Regions from separate parts of the Homo sapiens genome. Here region 1 is linked to region 2. The links are chromatin loops, found by intact Hi-C in ENCODE. Cell type or tissue: PC-9. All regions are shown on one strand. Links, peaks and the distances in the headings refer to the core of each region. The heading gives the core; the rest is flanking DNA. Region 1 overlaps NUP160 (nucleoporin 160). Region 2 overlaps PTPRJ (protein tyrosine phosphatase receptor type J).

What was found. A loop is a pair of places that touch in the nucleus more often than their neighbours do. Peaks named below come from ENCODE experiments on the same cell type or tissue, not always from the same donor. Only the 100,000 strongest peaks of a DNase experiment are listed, where the experiment ranks them.
Region 1: it touches region 2 in a loop (3-fold over the local background); 1 of 110 quality-filtered maps calls a loop at or near these places.

Annotation. Positions count from the first base shown.
Region 1 is chr11:47,802,882-47,808,267 of GRCh38, reverse strand. NUP160 (nucleoporin 160) reads left to right here. Exons shown (of 36, transcript NM_015231.3): 19 at 1,128-1,198; 20 at 1,956-2,115; 21 at 3,650-3,719; 22 at 4,732-4,830. It also overlaps the pseudogene RNA5SP340. Among named protein-coding and RNA genes, the nearest start is that of FNBP4, 38 kb to the right of the region's middle. In PC-9, for the core only: no CTCF peak of the experiment used is centred there; no DNase peak of the experiment used is centred there.
Region 2 is chr11:48,127,028-48,132,413 of GRCh38, reverse strand. It overlaps PTPRJ (protein tyrosine phosphatase receptor type J), which reads right to left. Exons shown (of 25, transcript NM_002843.4): 7 at 4,371-4,634; 8 at 1,698-1,955. Among named protein-coding and RNA genes, the nearest start is that of MIR3161, 33 kb to the right of the region's middle. RefSeq lists a silencer at 4,379-4,739. In PC-9, for the core only: no CTCF peak of the experiment used is centred there; a DNase peak (open chromatin) is centred at 2,483.

The DNA of each region.
Region 1 (5,386 bases), core at 173-5,172, 320 kb after region 2:
TCTCTCTCACCCAGGCCGGAGTGCAATGGCATGATCTCGGCTCACTGCAACCTCCGCCTCCCAGGTTCAAGTGATTCTTCTGCCTCAGCCTCCCAAGTAGCTGAGATTTCAGGCACCTGCCATCATGCCCAGCTAATTTTGTACTTTTGTAGAGATGGGGTTTCACCATGTTGGCCAGGCTGGTCTCAAACTCCTGACCTCAGGTGATTTGCCTGCCTTGGCCTCCCAAAGTGCTGGGATTACAGGCGTGGGCCACCACGCCAGCCGGGAAAAAGATTTTTAACAGGATGCCGTAAAATTATATGCCATTAAGATTCAGAGAGCTTTTTGGTGCCTTTATTTGTTACAGGTTGAAGGCAACTTATAAGAATGAAAATAAGTCACATGTAATCATAGACTGTATGTATGTGTACAAATAAATTATGTATTATACTTATGTACTACACGTTTGTGTGTACATATAAATTATGTTGAATATAAAATACGATGAAACCAGAAGGAAAGACCATACACAAAATGTTACGCTTGTTACTTTAGGTAGGCTGAGCTTCTTTATAGCCAAATCCAAGAATTACAAGATTCACTTTTTTTTTTTTCTTGGAGATGGAGTTTCGCTCTTGTTGCCCATGCTGGAGTGCAATGGTGCGATCTCGGCTCACTGCAACCTCCACCTCCCTGATTCAAACAATATTGCTGCCTCAGCTTCCAGAGTAGCTGAGTTTAGAGGCGCCTGCCATCACACCTGGCTAATTTTTGGTATTTTTAGTAGAGGTGGCGTTTCACCATGTTGGCCAGGCTGGTCTTGAACTCCTGACCTCAGGTGATCCACCCGCCTCAGCCTCCCATAGTGCTGGGATTACAGGCATGAGCCACCACACCCCGCCGAGATTCACATTTTCAATAAGATAAACCATCCTGTTTGCTCTGGCTCCTCATTGAAGGGTCACGAAGTGATATTATGGGCAACAATCTATATTATAATGATTTCCAATTTTTTTTGTGCTTTCAGTGGAGCTTTTATGTGCAATTTATTAATTAAATTGACAGTGTTCTTCGTAGAAGAGCTTGTAGAAGTAATGTTTAGCATAGGAGAATTTACTAAGCTGTCTTTTCCCCTTTTCTCACAGGGAGTCTAATCTCCAACACTTATCAGTACTGGAATTAACAGACTCTGGTGCTTTAATGGCAAATAGGTTTGGTAAGGAGTGGACTATGTACACATTTCATTTTAAACTGGGGATTTATTGCATATTCATTAAAGTGGTCTTTTGCCACCTTTGCCATAGAAAGGTTGGCTAGGCTCTTTGCTTTCAGAAGGCATGAGTAAGCTGTGGCCTGAGATCTCCGTTTGTGGCATGGGGTCTGTGAAACTGTAGTACCAGATCAGGCATATGTTAAGGATATGGTATATATATGTGTGTGTGTGTGTGTGTGTGTGTGTGTGTGTGTGTGTGTGTGTGTGTGTGTGTGTGTGTGTATAGCTGCTTTCCCATTCTGTTTTGATGCTCCAGTGATTAACAAAATCATTTAAAAATTTATTCGTTCATGGTAACTTTTGTAATCTTAGTCAACAGATATTTAAAAGTATCCCTCATGTTTGAAAACCATTATTCTGGAGAATTTATTTTGTATTGTTCTGGTATAAAAGTTGAAATCCTGGGGCTAATTGTATTTATCATGAAGAATTTCTAGGGAAGGCACTTAAGTCTTGTGAGATCAGTGAAAAGAAATGACTATAACTTTGATGTGAATGGTGTTTTTATTGCATTTTTATAGTGCCTCACAATTTACAGACTACTTTTATTTATATTGCCACTGGATATATACCCGTGATACATTTTCTGTTTTGAAGTGCTAAATTGTTTGTTACAAGCATAAAATGAATTGATAGACTATTTTAATTGAAAATTGATAATTACCACTACACAAAACTGTCATAACTTTTTCTTTTTAAGTATCTAGTCCTCAGACTATTGTGGAGTTATTCTTCCAAGAAGTTGCAAGAAAACACATTATATCTCACCTCTTCTCTCAGCCAAAGGCACCTCTGAGCCAAACTGGATTGAATTGGCCTGAAATGATTACTGCAATTACCAGTTATTTATTGCAGCTTTTGTATCCTTTTATTTAGAAGCCAGTGAAAAGCTCTCTTCTGGCCGGGCATGTTGGCTCACACCTGTAATCCCAGCACTTTGGGAGGTGGAGGCAGGTTTATCACTTATGGCCAGAAGTTCGAGACCAGCCTGGCCAACATGGTGAAACCCCACCTCTACTAAAAATACAAAAATTAGTCAGGCGTGGTGGCCTGCACCTGTAATCCCAGCTACTCGGAAGGCTGAGACTTGCTTGAACTTGGGAGGTGGAGGTTGCAGTGAGCCAAGCTCGCGCCACCACACTCCAGCCTAGGCGGCAGAGCAAGACTCCTTCTCAAAAAAAAAAGCAGCTCTCTTCTATCTAAATAGTCTAAGGTTCTTATTCTGCCTATGTAATGAAATACCTAGGTCTGTTTTAAGACATTATTCGGCCAGGCGCAGTGGCTCACGCCTGTAATCCCAGTACTTTGGGAGGCAGAAGCGGGCAGATCACGAGGTCAGGAGATCGAGACCATCCTGGACAACACGGTGAAACCCTGTCTCTACTAAAAATACAAAAAAAAATTAGCCAGGCATGGTGGCAGGCGCCTGTAGTCCCAGCTACTTGGAAGCTGAGGCAGGAGAATGGCATGAACCCAGGAGGCGGAGCTTGCAGTGAGCCGAGATTGCGCCACTGCACTCCAGTCTGGGCAACAGAGTGAGACTCCGTCTCAAAAAAAAAAAAAAAGACATTATTCATTTGGCTGGGTGCTGCAATGGCTCATGCCTATAATCCCAGCACTTTGGGAGGCCAAGGCGGGCAGATCACTTGAGGCCAGCAGTTCAAGACCAGCCTGACCAACATGGTGAAACCTCGCCTCTACAAAAAAATACTAAAATTAGCTGGGCTTGGTGGCATGCGTCTGTAGTCCCAGCTACTCAGGAGGCTGAGGGAGGAGAATCACTTGAACCTTGGAGGCAGAGGTTGCAGTGAGCTGAGATCATGCCCCTGCACTCCAGCCCTGGCGACAGAGTGAGACTCTGTCTCAAAAAAAAAAAAGACATTCATTCAACAAATATTTATTGAATGACTCTATATGCCAGGTACCATGTTATGTGCTGGATGTCCACTGGCACCAATACTGTGTTCTGCGGTACACCAGCTGGAATTGAAAATGAACACCCAGGAATGAAATACAGGCTTTTAAAAATTTATTTATTTTTAGAGACAGGACTCTTATGTGTTGCCCAGGCTGGTCTTGATTTCCTGGGCTCAAGCAGTCCTCCCACCTTACCCTTCCAAAGTACAGGGATTGCAGGAGTGAGCCACCGTGCCTGGTGAAATAGATGCTTTATTCCATAGTTATCTGAGTTCTAAGCACTATAACAAGTCTCCTGGTATAAAAGTAACTGTTTAACTGTATTCTAGTGATGATGAAAGAACATGTGGTTGGCCAACTTCTCTGCCTTGTTTATGTAAATTAAGCTATTTTATGGACTTTTCTGAATTTGATGCCCAATGTATATGTTTAAGATTTGCCAACAAAAATTAAGAAATATCCTTAACCAATGACTAGATGGCCTAGCAATCCTGGTTGTCTCTTTCTAGAATGTTTGATGGGAAATTGCCAATATGTACAATTGCAGGTGAGTTCCTTTGAACATTTCATGTCTACACATTCTTGTAAAGCATGGGATTGCTGAATTTTTTTCTTTGTAAATGTTAACTGCATTTTAAAGAACCACAATAATTTAAACTTGATTATGTGAAGACATACCCCAAAGAGATTGTTCTCTATTTCTATACCATCCTGAACTTGCTTGATTTTGTCTGATCTACGAAGCTAAATAGGGTTGGGCATGGTTAGTACTTGGCTGAGAGAATACCTGGTTCTAAAGGCTTTTAAAGAAAGTAATAAAATAAATTTTTAAAGAGAGAGATTTTTCTCTACTTCTCTCTGGACAGTATAATTCCTAACGTGATTTTTTCTAGAGTATCTTTTTTTTTTTTTCCTGAAACGGAGTCTCACTCTGTTGCCCAGGCTGGAGTGCAGTGGCATGATCTTGGCTCACTGCAGCCTCCACCTCCTGGGTTCAAGCAATTCTCCTGTCTCAGCCTCCCGAGTAGCTGGGATTACAGGCACGTGCCACCGCGCCCAGCTAATTTTTGTATTTTTAGTAGTGACTGGGTTTCACTATGTTGGCGAGGCTGGTCTCGAACTCCTGACCTCAGGTGATCCACCCGTCTCCCCAGAGTGCTGGGATTACAGGCATGAGCCACCGTGCCTGGCCTCTAGAGTGTCTTTTTAAGAATTTGTCTCTGCTAGGTTTTCTTCATAGTAATTCAAATGTACTATTGTTTTCATATAAATCCTTTACTGGAATCTAGTCATTGAACCAATAAATACCAAAAATTGGAAAATTGCTGAGATGTAAAGTATGTGTATGTGTGTTACTGGACTCCTGTTTGTGTAAGGAAAGGGGGAATGGATGAAGAAGGAAGGCAACAGGGGTAGGTTTTAATATCAGAATTATGTCAGGAAATAAAACATTTGTTCAAACACTGTCTTTTCATCCTCTGTGACGAATAACTTGGGAATGAGTATCTCCTTAAGTAACATTTATTTTCTAATCAGAAAGCACCTTTTATGCCTTTAAGGATTATATTCAACTGCTACATCCCTGGTGTCAAGTCAATGTTGGTTCCTGTCGATTTATGCTGGGAAGGTGTTACCTAGTTACAGGAGAAGGACAGAAGGTAAACTACATTTGAATGGCAAATAAACTTTATAAACTTTAACGCAAGGAAGTTGCTTAGCTTCCATTTGACTAGGTTTTAGGGGATGGGAGACATAGAATCCTCTACATAAAGTTAAAGAAGACTGTACTAATGCCAGTCAAAGGCATTATATACATGTAAGGACTACTTTCTTGTATTCTGCAATTTAGATAGGACTCAGGAACATAAGAAAATATTAGAACTCTCCTGCCCCTGTGTGTTTTTAGAGATTCCTTTTATTATTATTATTATTATTATTATTATTATTATTATTTTGTAAAATCAGGGTCTCACTATGTTGCACAGGCTGGACTCAAGCGATCCTCCCACCTTGGCCTCCCCCAGTGCTGGGATTACAGGCATAAGCCACCGCGTTTGGCCAGGATACATTTTTATAAATCAAACTTATTTACTTATTTTATTATTTCTTTTAGACAGGGTCTTGCTCTGTCACCCAGACTGGAGTGCAGTGGTGTAATCAACAGCTCACTGCTGCCTCAACCTCCTGGGCTCAAGTGATTCTCCTACCTCAGCC
Region 2 (5,386 bases), core at 163-5,162:
GAAATAATTTAATAATTTAAACTGTTTCTATAAAAAAAAATTTTTTTTTGAGACAGGGTCTCCCAGGCTGGTGCTAGTCTGCAACTGTTGGGCCAAGCAATCCTCCTGCCGCAGCCTCTCAAGTAGCTGGGACGATGGGTGCAGGCCACCGTAGCTGACTATAAAATGATTTTATCAATTTCAATTAGCCTTCTAGAACTAACAAAGTATCTCATCACAGTGTTGTTTAGGAAAGACTGTGAACAGTCCACCTGCCCAACACAGCACAGTAGTTAATTTCTAACACATCTTGACCAGAGGTTCTTAAACTTTTTGCTCTCAGGACTTCTTTACCATCTTAAAAGTTATTAAGGCTCTCAGAGAATTTGTATTTACATAGGTTATATTTATTAATATTTACTATATCAGGGATTTAAAATGAAGAAATTTTTAAAATGTAAGAATCCACAGCATATATTCCATTAGACCTGAGAGACAATGTCATCCCATATCGGATCAAAGTTGGAAAACTCCAAAAGAGAATGAGAATGAAAAAGCCAAATAACATTTTAGTATTGTTATGATAATACTACCTTGGAGACCCCTTGAAAGAACCTAGGGATCCCTAGAGAGCCCTGGACCACAATTTGAAAACCACTGATCTAGCCCAGAGGTCAGCAAACATTCTCTGTAATGGCCAGAAAATAAATATCTCAGGCTTCACAAGCCACACGTTCTCTGCTGCCACTACTCAATTCTAGCACCAAAGTAGCCATAGACAGTACATAAGCAAATGAACATGGCTGTGATCCAATAAAACTTTATTTACAAAAACAGACAATGAGCCAAATTTGGCATAGGGGCCATTCTTATCTGCCAACTCTGTTTCAGATGATGGAATTCCAGGCAGGTGTTCAAATCATCCTGTAGAAATATTTTATTAAGAGGAAAGAATATTCATAATTAATTGGCAAGTTGGGGAAAAGGCAGATTACAAAACCACATGTACAGATGGCCTCAATGTTTGTGAAAGAAATAAATATATATTTGTGGGCTGGGTGCAGTGGCGCACACCTGTAATCCAAGCACTTTGGGAGGCTGAGGTGGGCAGATCATTTGAGATCAGGAGATCAAGACCAGCCTGGCCAATATGGCGAAACCCTGTCTCTACTAAAACTATAAAAATTAGCCAGGCATGGTGGTGCACACCTGTAATTCCAATTACTCAGGAGGCTGAGGCACAAGAATCGCTTCACTTGAACCCAGGAGATGGAGGTTGCAGTGAGCCAAGATCATGCCACTGCACTCCAGCCTGGGTGACAGGGTAAGACTGTCTCAAAAAAAAAAAAAAAAAAAAAAAAAAATATATATATATATATATATGTGTGTGTGTGTGTGTGTGTATTAAATATTAAATATATATGTATTAAATATATGTATACTCACACATATATTTGTGTATCTATATGTATATGTTTAAAAATTGTAAAATGTCATACATCAAAAGTGATTATCTCTGCTTGATGGTTTCCATGTAAGTTTTTTCTACTTACTTGTCTGTATTTCATATAATAAATAAGCATTAGTGTTATGAAAATTTTTAAAGTTTTTTCTTAGATAATTAAAAGAAAAACAATATTTGGAAACATTATGTTTATTAATTATACTGATTTCCTTTAAGAAACATGATGGTTTAACAGAAAAGCCTATTTGCTTACCAGTTCTATTGCAAACTGTCCGAGATGCCCCTTCAGTCCCATTTGGTCCTTTTGGAACTATTTCAAAGCAATACTTGGTTCCAGGGAACAAGCCACCAATGATAATACTTTGGTTGGTGGTTATTTCTACCCGAGAATTGCCAGCTCCCTCCTGTGTGATATGCATCTGAAATGATTCTGCATCATGGCTGCTCCATGCTAAGCCGATCTCCGTCGTGCTGACCACTGTCACTCGGAAGTCAGAAACTGGAACAGGGGCTATGCAAAGAAAGTAAACAACTAGATTAAAAATATACTTCTCCAGGAGACAGGGATGCCCCACCTCAGAAAATACTGAGATGAAATGTACACTTAGGACACCTGATCCCTCTCTCTGTCTTCTTTGTATCATCACCTACAACATGAGCCCCTCAGAAACTGCTGTTTCTGGCCATGGAGAGAGCACTTGATCATGAGAGTGCAGAAGCTCTGTGCTTACATTGCACACAATCATTCACAGGAAATGAGAGGAGGCGTGAGCTCCTGTGGTCAAGGGCTCAGGCTCTGGAGGAGAACCTTGGCCACACTGGCTGCTTTATCTCGAATGCATTACTAGCCTCCCAGAGCCTCTGTTCAGGGAGGGACAGCAGAGAGAGACCAGTCTTGACCCCCAAAATCCATTCCCCCATTTTCCCTTCATCATACCCACCCAGATTTTTAGCCCTGTGTGTGCATACCTGTTGGAAACAAAGACCACATTTCCCAGCTCCCATGGAGCTAGATGTTGCAATGTGACTAAGTTTTGCTCAACGAAGCATGAGCAGAGGTACTGGGTGACTTCTAGGAAGTGTCCTTTAAGGGTGGGGCACAACCTTCTGCCCTTCCTCCTTCTTATACCTGTAGTGTGGATGCAATGACTGGAGCTCACGCTGCCTGGCTCTAGAACCAAAACCTCAGCGGTGGCTGCAGCTTCCTGATCCCAGGATCACAGCTCAGAACATAGACCCCTGGATCCCGCAACTACAGCAGAGACTTCCTGATTCCTCCCTCTGCTGTCTGTGACCAAGGTGGTGACTCTCCAGGGGGTCAGTTCTGCAGACTTAGTCCAGGAGTCATTTCTTGGGGCGAGGCCTAAAGCCTGCTCCTCAACTGTTATGAGCTGACTTGTGCTCCCTCACCCCCAAATGTGTATGTTTATGTCCTAACCCCCAAGACCTCAGAATGTGGCTGTCTTTGGAGACAGGGTCTTCAAAGAGGTAATTAAGTTAATGTGAGGTCATGAAGGTAGGCCCTAATCCAGCAAGACTGGTGTCCTTATAAAGGGAGATGAGGGCATAGGCACACGCAGACTAAGGACAACCATGTGAGGGAGAAGACAGTCATCTATAAGCCAAGAGGGAGGCCTCAGAAGAAACCACACCTGCCGTTGCCTTAATCTTTGACCTTCAGCCTCCAGAACTATGAGAAAGTCTATTTCTGTTCAAGCCACACAGCCTTTGGTACTTGTTCTGGTAGCCCTAGCAAACTAATACACCAGCTCTTCCAATGATTCTGCAAAACCTCAATTCCCAGGATAAATCCCTTTTGGTTAAAATAGCTCACAGTTTCTGTTTCATACAACTGAGCCTTGGATAACCTCTATCATCCCCATCCTGCCTAGCACTGGGCTTCTGTTACAGGAGAGAGAAATAAACCCCTGTCTTGTTTAAGCCACGGATACTTGGGTTTTGTTGTTGTTGTTTTTGGTGGTGTTATTCGTGGCTGAACCTAATCCTAACTAATAAATAGTAAAAGAGTAAAAGGTAAAGAAATGCAAGCATATTTCATTTTCCCAAAGATCCAGTCCAAAATACATCTATAAGAATGCTAAGGTGTGCTTCCTGCGAAGGAATGGACATTCTTGTGGGATAAGCCTGGGTCCAGAGCCACACACCCCTGAGTTCAAGTCCTGCTCTGCTACTCACTAGCTCTGTGGCTTTGGGCAAACTGTTCAGCCATCAGGGTGTCATTTCCTCATCTGTAAAAGGGGACCCCAATACCTACCTCGGAGGCCACTACAGTGTCTATAAATCTCATGGCACAGTGCAAAATGCAGTGCTGGTGTCACTACTATTGTTTAATAGTATATAATCAATATTATACCACTGTACTACTAGTGCACCATTACTGTTTTATTTTACATTATCGGACCTTCTTTGAAACCTAAAGCTTTTTATTTGCTGCATAAAATCTTATTTTTAAGGGACATTTAAACAAACAAAGATGAGATACAGCTGTGCCAGTGATTCGTTATAATGTCAGCACCCAAGACACAAGGGGATATGAATACCAGGTCATTTTTGTCTCCCTGTATCAATTCACTCTAGGTCTCCTCCACACTGGAAAGAGAGTTACAAGCGCAGGCTCCAGGTGAGAAATACCAGAGGCTTAATCTCACCTCTGCCACTTTCCAGCTGTGATACCTGTCTAGCACCTCTCTCAGCCTTGGCTTCCTATCTATAAAATAAGGCTACTTCCAACCACATCACAGGGCTGTTGTGAGCATACAATGTGCCAGTGCAAGGAAAGCATGTCACACGAAGCTTGGCGTGTGGTCAGCCAACAGTCACCATTACTACATCATGCATCCTGTGTCTGGGCCTGGCACGGAGCAGGACAGCAGGAAAGGGTGGTGAGAGCCAGGCATGAACTCACGGGTGTGCACTTGGAGGAAGCCCGGCGTGCCCTCGATGTCACCTAGGACAGGACACACTGTGATGTTGTAGAAGGTGCTGGAGCGGAGTCCGGGGATGACAGCGCGAGGCTCACTGACGTTGAGATTGGAAGAATCTGTCTCCCCCGCCACATGTATCTTGTAGGTATAGTTAGATGACGACTCGTTATCGCTGACTTTCCAGATCAGGGTCAGGCTTGTGGCACTGATGTTCACAGCGGTGACGTCAAAAACCTGAATAGCATCTGTGAGAACACAAGAGGAGTTCAAAATAACCAGAACGGCCAAGGCAGAGGGAGGGAGAGGTCATCAGGGCATGCTGTCAAGCCCAGCAAACTCTCCTGGGGGAGTGTTCCTTCCTCCTCTGCACCATCAACCGTGGCTAGGAAAGCATGACGGTCCCAGCCAAAGTCAGGCATCATTGGGCGGTGAAGAAACAACCTGGCCAATGGCACCTGCAGGGTTATTCTTTGTTCCTTTTTGTAAGTTGACTTTAGAGATTTGACCTAAATGATGACTTGGACTCTATGCATGTCTTACCCTAGGGCCAGGGGCACCCAGAAAAGTTGTCAAACACACATGATGCAAGAGCGAACACTGCGATCTATGTGATCGCCCGAGATCACAGAAGTCAGGACGAGGCAGGCCTGGGTTCCAGGGCTCACTCTGCTATGACACCCAGGTGGGCCACAGGAAAACCACTTGAGCTCAGCTTCCTCACCTATAAAACTGGAGAGCAATCCTAACCTCAAGAAAAGATAACCCGAGTGCCAGTTATTCACCACCTGCCCACTCCACCCTCCCGACATATCCACTGCCCTTCCCTCACCTGCTCTGGGCCCAGGAGGCTGACCTTGTGCAAGGCATCATGGGGGGTCTTGCCACATGGGCTGTGACCGGGTTCCACTATGAGCCAATGGGCAGGCCCCTGAAGGGCCACAGGAGAAAGGAGTCAGTGCCTTCCTCCATCACCTCCTGCTCTGGGCCTCCTGTCCTG